2 separate regions of the Homo sapiens genome follow, and region 2 is linked to region 1. Evidence: chromatin contacts called from ENCODE Hi-C data. All regions are on one chromosome and are shown on one strand. Each heading gives the region's core, a stretch centred on a gene start or an enhancer-like site at or near the end of the contact. The rest is flanking DNA. Distances are from core to core; before and after follow the strand shown.

Region 1 (6,544 bases), core at 1,434-3,933:
TTCTTTGTTGATGTAGTATGGAGATAAGAGCTCTTAAAAAAAGAGAGAGAAACTGATTAATGCATTGCTGAATTTATACCTTTATTATGTTTTCTTACAAAAGTTATTTTAAAAAGAGTAGGATAAATTATAAGGAAAATGTATAAGACTTGAAGGACTCCTGGTACCAACTTCTGCAATAGTTGAGACTCTTTTGTCAGAAGCTCAGAAAGCGACTTCTAGCACTTAGGCATGCAAGAAAAAGTAATTAATTGGTTAAGCATCATAGATTCAATGAACCAAGTAACACACAGGCCACCAGGGAGAATTAGAACCAAACAGTTCCAAACATCGCATTGGCAGGGCATTGCAAATGGGCTGACTGAGCTCCAACGGCATTCCATACTTGGAAGACTTCTCTCAAGATTCAGAATTCCAAAGAGAGTCTGATTGGCCTATGTTGATTTCTGTGCTCATCCCTTGACCAGAAAAGCAGAGAAACAATGTTTTTGAGCTTCACTATTTAATAGATATGGGGCAACTTCTCAAAGGAAAAGGGATAACTTTACTAGAAGGGGAAAGATGTACTGGGTAGACAGAAGCAACAAATATACCTATCACATTTTCTATAACAGTAATTATGCTCACTCAAGGCAGAAGCCAACCCTCCTAGTGGTGAATTGCACATACCATCTATGAAAAGATCACAACCCAGAAGGCATAGGCAACTGCCACGGATCTAATGAATAGGTGATCAGAAGACCTCCCAATACTCTTGAAAGTACTGAGAACTGATTCCCTATTCTCTCACCTATGACCAGCCGGAGAGAACCATATTTTCTGGTCTTCCAGATGAATCCTATTCAAAATATTATTCACTGTGAGGCTATAATTATTAGTCCTTAACTTACTACTTAACAGTAGCCCTCTTCTAAGCTGTTATCTCTCTGCCTGTTGTTTGGCTTAGGAAATTCCTGCAGGACCTGCCTTGACTTTGAACCTTTTTTATCTCACCTTATTTGTCTTATTCCCACTACATTAGTTAAAACAAAATTCCCCTTTCCTGTCCAGACACATCAGACAGATACCACCAATAAGACCCTCCCTGCTTACTGGCAAGAGCATATCAAAAACACCTAGACAGTTTTCCTAAAAGGAGACCATTAAAAAATAAATTCAGAACCTAAACCAAACTTCTAGGTGTAATTCATTTGACCTAGACTTCTTCAGTGAACATGCCAAGATCTTGTATGTAATGAAGCAGTACTGGTACATTAAAAGCCACTCATGCCACTCTACTGTTTAAAGTCCTTTGCCAGAAATAGAGCAAAACTCAGACTCTTTAGACTGGCATCAAGGTTCTTCACACTTGGGCTCTAAACTCTCTCTCCAGCCTAGTCAACCTACATTTCATGCATACTCCAGCCACACTACACTATTTGTTACTGCCCAATATTGCACATGCATTTCACACCTCTGTATCTTCCTATCTCTTGTTCCTTTGGCTTAGCCTGTCCTTCGTATACTACTTCCACCTGGAAATAATCTTCCCATCATTTAAGATCTACTTTGTGTTATCTTTTCTTCATCAGTCTTTCCCAGCAGGTTGCTTCCTCCTTCTTCCTTGCCAACCATGTTAATTTGTACATTCTTCTTGTTATTGCACTTGTACTGTTTACAGACCTGCCTTTGTCATCAGATTAGGAATCCCTTGAGGTCAAATAATGAATTAAATTCACCCTTGAACCTCCAGCATCAAGTACAGTGGTTGGTGCATAGTAAGCACTCACTATATATTTGAACAGCGAAGAACTTAATAAATCCAACTTGAGATAAGTTACCACCCATCAAGTTTTGTGGGATTCTAAATACCCTAATAAACCATGAAGGCACTCAACATTCTCAGAAATGAAAATGAATGAAAAAAAAAGAATTTTTCAGTCTTTTGTTTGACAAAATGTTGCTTATATAGACATTATATCTAAACAATAAGCTCCATACCCTAGCCACGCTCAGAGATATCTGCGCAACCTGACACCTCTCCTATAATTCTTCTTTCTACTCACAAAGAAAAAAACAGAATGTTTGAAGCCATTTCTCTATTCTCAGAAAATATACCCCATGTATGTCTTCTCTAATTCCTATATATTACAAGGTCAATTAATTATAGATCCACAGAGCTGGAATTATCAGAGACCTTTTGTACTCATCATTTTATAGACAGAATAACTGGGCCTAAAGAGGTGAAATCACTTCCCCAAGGCCATAAAGCAAATCAGCAGCAGCACTAACCTAAGTCTGTTGCTTCCTAATCATCTTACCAAATATTCCCACAGAGATAAAAATTAATTCTCCCACCCACACATAAGCCTTGCAACCACCGGTTCACTTACAAATTATTCCAGGATAATTGTTAATAATTATTACTAAACATGAACAGATTTGGATACTAAATTGTAACAGATAAACCTGCACACACAAGTACTGCTACTAGTACAAAACTCCATGACACAGTTGACCAGTGTCCAACTTAATCGATAGGATCCTTTGGTTTGTTTGTGTCGTATGTGTGTGCACATGTGTGTATGTAATTTTCCCCCCAATTTCTATTAGCACTGTACAAAAAAAGGAAGTTGAAAGTGAGAAGTCTTCTATTGTTGCACAGACATGTGACTCTTGTCTAAATGGCATTAAAATTGTTCAGACATTGAAATGAAAGCAAATGTGCCTGTACCCATCACATTACGTAGGAAAACCAATGTAGGCTGAGTTGCATGTCACCAAATGCCCCACATGTGACAAACAGAGAAAGTGACATAATCCAAGTATTCAGCAAAAGCAGCCCACAGTAACAAATGCATCATTTCTGAAGAGGAAGAGAGAGCAGATGGCTCAGCAAGCAACTGTGGAACAGCCAGCTTCCCCCTCCGCACCTCCAAAACCAAATTGCCTCCCAGTATCTCATCCTAGGCACTGCAGAAACTCAGAGGCAAAACGCTTAAGCACCACAGTAGCAGCGGCCAGGGCAGGAGTCTCAGGTCATGGTGCCCTGAGCTTGGACCCAGATGACCTGAGTTCACAGCAAGATTCTGCTTCTCGCTTTCTATGTTACCTTAAACAAGTTACTTAATTTCTTTAAATTTTATTTCCTCATCTATGTTATATAGGATCAGTAAGACTCCATAATATTCTAGGACATATTGACACGAAAGTGCTTCATGAACTACAAAGTACTCAACAAATGTTAAACTTCATTAATTAAAATGTACCGATTGGTTAGAACTAATACAAGCCAATCTGAAACCTAATAACATATATCATACACAGTGTATGGAGAGCCCTAGCCCTAGTTGATCACGGCTTCACAGATGCTTTTTAAGAGTGGTCAGCGAATTGTGGTTCTCTCTGCTAAAAAGTCACCATGACTATCCTTCTATCTTAAGGGTGGGATAAATCTATTCCATTCATTCCTCATTCAACAGTGGATGCTCAACATGTATTGAACATCCACTGTAAGCCATGCACTAGCTAAGTGACAAAAGATATAGTAGCTGAGGCGTTTTGGATGCTAATTTCTCTTAAAGATAATTATCTCTTTTTCTTTTATTGTTATTGCTTAAAGGGCAAACACCATGGAAAACAAAATAAATATTTAACTACATCAAGAAAGACTAGAGTCAGATATTTCTGGATTATTTGTTGCATCAGCCTAAGAAATAATAATGGCTTATATTGCTAGTACTTAAAAAAAAAAGCTACCATAGGTGTTAACTGACTTAATTATCATACTAGCTGTATGAAAAAGGAATGATTTCCCACTCTTATGAAGCCTAAATGCAAATCTGAGTCTAAAACACTCTCCACTATACCATATTGTCTCTCACTTTAACACCAAGGGTTATCAAGGTGGGAAAAGAAAAGTATCTTCTGGCAAGATAAATCATAATTGTTTTCAATACTCTAGTGTACATTGTTGAGGCAGAGAGATTCCAGGACTTCACTTCCCTCAAACAGCTAAAACAGCTGTTTAGATAAAAACAGCTAAAACAAGCATTAGAAAAACCATAAAAGTGGGACTGAGTAATTTCAATAATCCCTTTTGCTACTGTTTTAATCCCACACAATACATGTATTTTATTTGTTTATTCACTGACATTCTGCTAACTGCAGGAGAAACTCCCAAAAGCTAAGACTAGACTAAAATAGTAGAACACTACTAATTGGCGGATCAATAAACTACTCCATTCTGTTTGCATAAATAGACATTTTGATGGTAATCCTTTGCTTTGATGGCAACCAAAATAGATTAACTGGATCTTTAATAGATGTATATAATAAAAGCCACAGACAATATGCCCTGAAGATCGTCAATCTCATATCCTGGCAGATGGTAGAAATGGAGGAAGGGGAAAAGGAAGGGAAAGAACATTCCTGGAGCAGCTGTTGCATGTGGGTACCACACTGGGCACTTTAAATATTTTAACTCTTTGCAGTTTCATCCTAACCCTACATACAATTTTACAGATGAGGAAACAGAGGCTCAGAGAAGTTAAGACCAGTCCCATCTCTTCACTTGGCCCTACATTATCTTTCAAAATACTCTGATGTGGAAAGGCCAGAGCACACGTGTGTTACAGAGGACCACCTTGGCTCCTGATGCTCCTTAAAGAGGCCACGACTTGTGTGTCATGATTCAGGGATTGGACTTGCTGCCAAGGTCACAGATGGTACACTTGAGATCCCCTAGCCTATGTACAGAGTAGTCCCCAAGAGAGGGAAGGGTAAAGATGAAGCCTTAGAAACACAAAATTAGGACATATACAGGGAGAAAGAGAAATACGAGATGTGAAAGAACAACAAAAGTGCAAATCCATGGCAGTCAAGGATGTGTTAAGAAATAGTAGGTGGTTAAAAGCTATGACGGTCAGTAGAATAACAGCTAAGAACTGACCTCAAGCTTTAGGATAAAGTCTCTATTATCCTGCAAGACCAGAATATCGGTAAAATTGGTGGAATTAACTATTTTTTTTAATGATTATAAAACAGGACAATGCATTTTATGATGGAAAATGGGTAAGCACATAAAAATACCCTTGAACAATGTGGGAGTTAGGGGTGCTGACATCCCCATACAGTCAAAAAGCCACATATAACTTTGGCCTCCCCCAAAATTTAGCTGGGTTAACTATGTTGACCAGAGCCTTACTGATAACATAAACAGTTAATTAACATATATTTTTCATTTTGTGTGTATTATATACTGAATTCTTATAATTAAGTTAGAGAGAACACATTATGAAGAAAATCATAAGGAAAACAATATACGTACTATTCATTAAGTGGAAGTGGATCTTCATAAAGGTCTTCATCCTCATCATCTTCTTGTTAAGTAGGTTGAAAAGGAGGAGGAAGAAGAGGGGTCAGTCTTGCTGTTTCATGGGTGGCAGAAGTGGAAAAAAAATCCACATGTAAGTGGACCCATGCAGTTCAGACCTGTGTTCTTCAAGAGTTAACTGTTTAAAGGTGGGGGGAGGTAAAATCACCATAATTCCACCCTGACATGATTGACTTTTTTAAAAATTGTTAACATTTCAGCATATTTTCTCCTAATGTTCTTCTGGGTACTTTTTACACAGTTAAAATCATACTGACCGTGTAATTTTGTATGCTATTTTTTAGTTTAACACTGTCTAGAACATTTGCCCAAGTCTTTAAAAACTCCTATCACTAATCTTGAATGCCACTGAACCACAGACATTGAGGGTAAGCTCAATGCTTTATTCTTTTTGTATATTTCCACAGAAATCAGCACAGTCATTTTCAGAACAGAGATATTCAAAAAAAATTATTGAATGGAATTGCAGCACCAGTGCACTCTCATCTTCCCTTAATTTACCAGTCATCTGATGCCCCTTGTCTATGGTTCATTTTATGGTACATTGTGTCGGCTCTCAGGATGTTTTATATAATCTGTTTCAGGCTCTCCCTAACTGGACAGTGTGTGTCATGAGAGAAAGAAATTCATACCTTGAATTCCTCTTCTATCTTTTGCTTTCTATCTTCACCAACAGTGCCTACCATAATGTCCCTTCCACAGAAGATAATTTAATCTCATTACATTAAAGTTACATCTATAAAAATTCAAAGAAGCAGCATATGTTTTATTTATACTGGTGATGCTTCTAGCACCAATAAAGCCTTTATATGTTTTCCTTAAGCATAGTCCCTAGATTCATATCCTCTGTTTTCTTTCTTTCTCTTCCCTTTACAGTAGACTGAAACTGTATATACATACATATAAATCAGAAACTACAACCTTCATGATCTTTTTTTGGAAGACAACTTTGTTGAAGAGAGATTACAGAGGGGCAAGAATGGAAACAGGAAGACCAATTAGGAGGCTATTGCAAAAATCCAGAATCTATTACTTCCAAGAGCAGAACTTCATGTGTAGAAGTCATATGCAGACATATGGAGTGGGCTGCCTCAGGAGGCAGTGAGCTTTCTGCCACTAGAGGTGCACAAATAGAGAACCACTTGGCAAGGACATGGACAAGGTTGGCCT
Region 2 (5,841 bases), core at 2,357-4,856, 61 kb after region 1:
ATTCATATAATGAAATACTTGACAACAATGTAGATGAATACAATATAACACAATGACATAGAAAAAACATAGGGATTTAATACTGGGTGAAAAAACAAATTACAGATAAATGTGTTCACATTTTTTAGTCCATTTAAATATTGATTAAAATATCCACTAAACTGTATGCTCTTTAGGAATATAACCAAATATGGTAAAATTATAAAGAGAACTAAGATACAATAAACACAAGATTTAGGAGGGTGATCACATGGCCTCTGTAGGGGTAATGAAGAGGATGAGGTGGGAAATAAGAACACAGAGGCCTCCAAAGATAATAGCAATGTTCTTTATCTTAAATTGAATGATAGGCATATGGGTGTTAATTTATGATGATTTCGTATAACTTTTATAAATTTTTGTACATATATTCAACATTTAATACACAGTTTTTTAAAAAGAACATCTGCTGACACATAAAAATACATGATATTCTGTTAAAATGATCATTATAAATAATACACGGTAGTGGCATGGAAACATGCTTTTGATATATTATTTAAAAATTAGAAAAGAAAATTATGTATCAAAAAATATGATTACAACAACACAAAAATTATAGTTATAAATGGGCATGAAGCAAGGGAAAATAAAGACATGATTTTTAGTTTTTCTTCTTTATTTCTATCTCCATTAATGTGGTCATAATTCTGTGCCAATAATGAAATGATATATTTAAAACAGAAAATTGATGCTCTAAACAGGTCTCCCATTAAAGCTATTTAGACTATGGGCCAAATAATCAAGGTACCACCATTCACCTGGTGGCAATTTATCTCCACTGCAAAGTAGCCAAGGGAAAAAAATCAATGTCCTTATTGCTGCATTTGTGAGCCTTGCTTTATATAACAACCAAAACATGCCTCATCAGCCTCCCTCATCCATGTTACCTTCATCCTTGCAGCCATAGAAACACAGCACCTACAGCACCTAGACAGCTGAGAAAGGCCACAAAATCTTCTCGAAAGCCAACTCTGCAATCCAATGACCTCATTTTGTAAAAGGCATTGATAGTAGTTCTACAAAAGAGAAAAGTTATGATCAATTTATTCTTTGTTACTAATGGACAAAGAGAGAAAATATAACTTAAGGAAGCTGTATCAGGTTCTATTTGATTTGCAACCAAAACTGTTCTTACTATTCTGCATTTAAGTGTCATGGATAATTCAAAGTCATTAGAGACACATAATCTCAACCACATTAAGAAATAATCTAAATGTTTTTAAAAGTGATACAAAAAGTAGTGAGGAGTATTATTACTTCCAGTTGTACCTGCCCAAATATTTAAGTTTGCAAAAGAATAGAAAACGAAGTGCAAATTATTGATGGTGTTGAAATGACTTTAAATCACAACTGAAGTGTTCATACCATCAAACTTGGAAGGAAAAAAATCAATACTGCTATATTGAAGTTAAGAATAAATTAGAGGCATGTAAAAGTCTGGAATAACAATATGCTATAAAAATTACTGATATAAAAATATGCCATTTAACAAATTTGATACTACAGAGGCATAAAATTCTACATAGAGTCTGGAAGCAACCATGTGAACATAAGGAGGTAGCTGGGGTAGTGCCAACATGGTTAATTCAGAAAGAAACTCAAATTTATAACTGGTTAGGTTTAATTTCTGTTTTGAAGATAAATTACATGCCAGAAATCTATATGCTTCCATTTTTTCTACTGATATTTAAAGGTAAAAACTGGACAATATAAAAAATATATTTTCAGTAAATATTTTCCCTCTTTTCTCCCTCAAATCTCATGAATACCTCAGTTCACACACATATGCACACACACACACACACACAGACACACACACATTTAGATGCATACCTCCCAAGCTAGATTTTCAGTAATGAACAGGTTACCAACTATAATGTAATATATAGGTAGAAAATACAGTAATTGTTTAAAAACTACTTGCATAATTTCGGTGTTTAAAAGAATGTTCAAAGATTTTTAAAGAAATTTATTTATGAAAAGTTGGAAAAGAAGCCTAAGTTGATTGACAGTTTGGAGTTTGTGTTTCCACCATCTGATCATAGCCAAAATGCAAATGCGATTAAGTTCTGAAAGACAGGAATTGCAAAGTGTCTGCAGCTTATTAGAATCTTCCCTCTAGGTACCATTCAGCAAGGGCATCAATCAAAGGTGACCCCCCCGCTTATTGTGATAGGAGCCTCTTAGATTAAGGAAGGGGAAATATCTGGTTTATTGGTGGAATTATTATTGAAAGATCAGATTCTAAATTCATGCCTGGGATCAACAGGAAAAAGAACAGAGGTGGTTTATCTCACGGTATGGCATACAAGGAGAAAATGATGGCAGAGGTGCCATATCTTTGTCCTAAGCAAATTCTGCAATTACCTGCATCATTAGGAGATGAAACACACTCACACACATATACACATACATTTACAAGTACATTTCTTCATGTACATAAAAGTTACATAAATGCAAAACCCAATGTGTATAATCATTCAACAAAGATATTCAGCAGCTCATTTAGAAAATCAATTTTTATGCATCCATTTGACAAACTGAGTCATAATTATAAGTACCACACGTTGTTCTAGGCACCTAAAGATACAAAATAAGAAGAATTGGTCATGCTCCAATCTTATTCACAATCTAAACTAAAAGATATAAAAATCATCTAGTGGAGGAATGTACAAAGTATTATGAAGGCATAGAGAAAAAATAACTAACTCTTCCTAAAGGAACTCATAGAGCTTTCTCAGAAGAAGTGACATTTGCTTTTGGTCTTGAAAGACAGATAAGGATTTGTCAGGTGAGAAGATTGGTAAATACATTCCATTCATCAATTAATCAACAAACAGGGTCTTTTAGTTTTTCCAGGATCTGTGCATGTTACTTAGAATAGAAATACATGCCAAATTGCACATTCCAGGAGATGTAGTCTAGCAGTTTGGAGGCAGGTGAGTAAGATCCCATAAAGAAACAGATTGAAGGGAATGGTAATGGATATTGCGATTCAAAGGAATACTACAGGAAGTTATCTTACAAGATGAATAATATCTTTCTAAATCACTCTCTTGGGAGTTCTATTTCCACATGGGATGTAAAAAGCTAAAAATATATCTGTCCAACGTTCACAACAATAAAGCCGGATAGACTACAAATCAGAGCTTTTCTTGAACTATTAGAGAGTTGCAATCATAGGACAAGTAACCTGAATTCTAAGGAAAGATGGGCCCTCCAAGGAGAGCCAGGACATGACCTCTGGTTCACCTGAGCCAAAGCACCAGAGAAAGAGACACTGGGTGGAATATAAGTGGGTAAGAATTCAGCAAAAAAATTTAACTAATTGCAAAAGGTCAAATGTGACCTAGCTTTTACCTCTCTCAACTCATGGCAGCTACACTGCAACCATTTGAAATAATAGGTTTGTATAGAAAGGCAGCAGCTTATTTCAGTTCAGGAATAGCTGGGTTTTCCAACCCTGTCAGCCCCTGCATTTCTAGACTCTCTCTATTCCCTCTGTTTTTGCTCTCAAACCAGCTAATTCTTGCCTGATTTCAGCTTATTCTTGGAAGATGTTGCTTAAAACAGAAAGTAAAAGCCAAAACACGCTAGCACTCTGGCTCCTTGTAACCACTTCCCCTCAAGTACTCACATAAGGATCAAATAAGTGATCTTGTGTTCATTGAACACAAGAAAAAGTCTTCAAGTGGTTAAAAAAAAATGCTTATTGTGAGACTATACTAATTCATTAACTTCTATATATCTAAGAATCCCAATCTATTCCTATTTCAAAATCATTACTAACAGAAAACAAAACAGGACTAGAAACAAAATAGAGTACAGAAATACAACCATATATAAAGCAATTCAATGACAAAAGAAAAATCTCTTCAACGACTGGGTTGGAATAACTGGATATCCAAAACAAAAAGGGAGAGAGAAAGAACCTTGACCCCTACCTCACACCACATCCAAAAAAACCCATATGAGAAGGGTTATAGAGTTAAATGTAAATATAAAATAATACAGTTACAAAGGAAAAAAAAGTGGAAGAAAATGTTTGCAACCTTGCAATGGGCAAACATTTTTCAAGAACATACAAAGCATAAACCATAAAATAAAAACACTAATAGACTGTACTACCTAAAACTGTAAAACATTTGCTCATCAAGACACCGTCAAGAAAATAAATCACAAGCCACGCACTGAGAAAAAAAATTCAGTAGATAGATAGATATGTAGATAGAGCTATATATAGTGAATATTTTAGATATAAAAATATAAAATATATATACATTATATATTTTTATAATTTATACTTTATATATAAATTATATATATTATATATTTATACTTTATATATAAATTATATATATTATATATTTATAATTTATACTTTATATATAAATTATATATAATATACTTATATATTTTATATATTATAGATAATATATTTATGTATTATATAAATATAAAATTTATATATAAAATATAAAATATATCTATATATAGTGAATATTATGTATATATATAATATATATCTCTCTGACAAATACATTGCATATAGAACATACAAAGAAATTCTATAAATCAATAATAAAAAGACAAATCATTTTTTAAAGAAGACTTGGACAGCCACAAAAGAAGATATACAAATGGCCAACAAGCACATATAAAGATACTCAACTTTATTATTTATAAGTTTCATGCAAAGTAAAACACACACATATACACACATACACACATACATGACTGAAATTTTTTAAGAAAAGATTAACAACATCAAATGTTGGAAAGAATGTGGAGCAATCCAAATTTTCATATATTGCTGCTGGGAGTATAAAATGATGCAATAACTTTGGAAAACTGTTTAGTAGTTTCTTAAAGAGTTAAACATATGTCTACCCTGTGGCCGGGCAATTCTACTCCTAGATATTTTCCCAAGAGAAACGAAAACCTATGCTTACATAAAGCCCTATATAAAAATGTTCATAGCAGCTTTATTCATAATAGCCAAAAACTAGAAAAAACCCAGATGTACGTCAACAGGCAAAAGTGTTTTTTTAAAACTGTGGCATATTCAAAGAATAGAATATTACTCAGCGATAGAAAGAAATGATCTACTGATATACACAACATGAATGAATCTCAAAAGTATGTCCGGTGAAAGAAACAAAACACATAAGAACATATACTGTATGATTGCAGTCATAAGAAATTCTAGAATAAACTAAACTAACCTATGTGATAGAAAGCAGATCAGCAGTTGATTGGGGGGTGAATTTGGAAATTGAGTGGGAAGAAGCATGAGGGAACATCATTCTGGGCTGATAAAAATATTTTGTGTCTTAATATGCAGTTATCAAAAGTGATTGAGCTTGAAGATTTGAGCATTTCACTGTATATAAATTATACTTCAATTTTTTAAAAGGTTAATAAATGTTGTTGCTAAAGGATTAGACTTCAGTTAGTACTTCCCTAGATATAATTTCTAAAAATGTAAATTTTTCCTAAAGTCCTGGATCTGCACTGACTTTTCACATACATGAAGCTTAATTCTCCTTTTATTTCAACGAACTTTCTACGCTTAGGTTGGAGGAGTGGTCATCCTACCCATCTGAAACGTTCACCTCAAATCCTTGAGGCAGGGGGAAGTAGCATGTCAGAAGAAACTGTGAAAACAGTGGGATAAATCGGGAATATTACAAAAAGAATAGACCCACCCTACTATGGGACTGTGGTTCAGAGCTAGCTCTCCAAGTGTGAAACCACAAAAGGCAGCTATCAGAGAGTGATTCTTCACATGCACCCCCT

What was found. A loop is a pair of places that touch in the nucleus more often than their neighbours do. Pooled maps may share reads with other maps.
Region 2: a pooled map shows a loop between it and region 1 (2.9-fold over the local background). The contact joins two enhancer-like sites. A Hi-C loop is called at or near these places in 1 of 168 maps with a recorded cell type or tissue (posterior vena cava), 1 of 37 single-sample maps with no recorded cell type and 4 of 50 pooled maps.

What each region holds. Positions count from the first base shown.
Region 1 is chr9:99,657,633-99,664,176 of GRCh38, forward strand. All of the region lies in intron 3 of LOC101928438 (a long non-coding RNA gene), which reads right to left. Among named protein-coding and RNA genes, the nearest start is that of NR4A3, 160 kb to the right of the region's middle. Within about 2 kb of position 2,684, at least 2 of the 41 ENCODE cell types and tissues checked have a DNase peak (open chromatin) inside an H3K27ac peak, as active enhancers do.
Region 2 is chr9:99,717,230-99,723,070 of GRCh38, forward strand. LOC101928438 (a long non-coding RNA gene) reads right to left here. Exons shown (of 7, transcript NR_109802.1): 3 at 930-1,058. All of the region lies in intron 2 of LOC124902234 (a long non-coding RNA gene), which reads left to right. Among named protein-coding and RNA genes, the nearest start is that of NR4A3, 100 kb to the right of the region's middle. RefSeq lists an enhancer at 5,760-5,829. Within about 2 kb of position 3,607, at least 5 of the 41 ENCODE cell types and tissues checked have a DNase peak (open chromatin) inside an H3K27ac peak, as active enhancers do.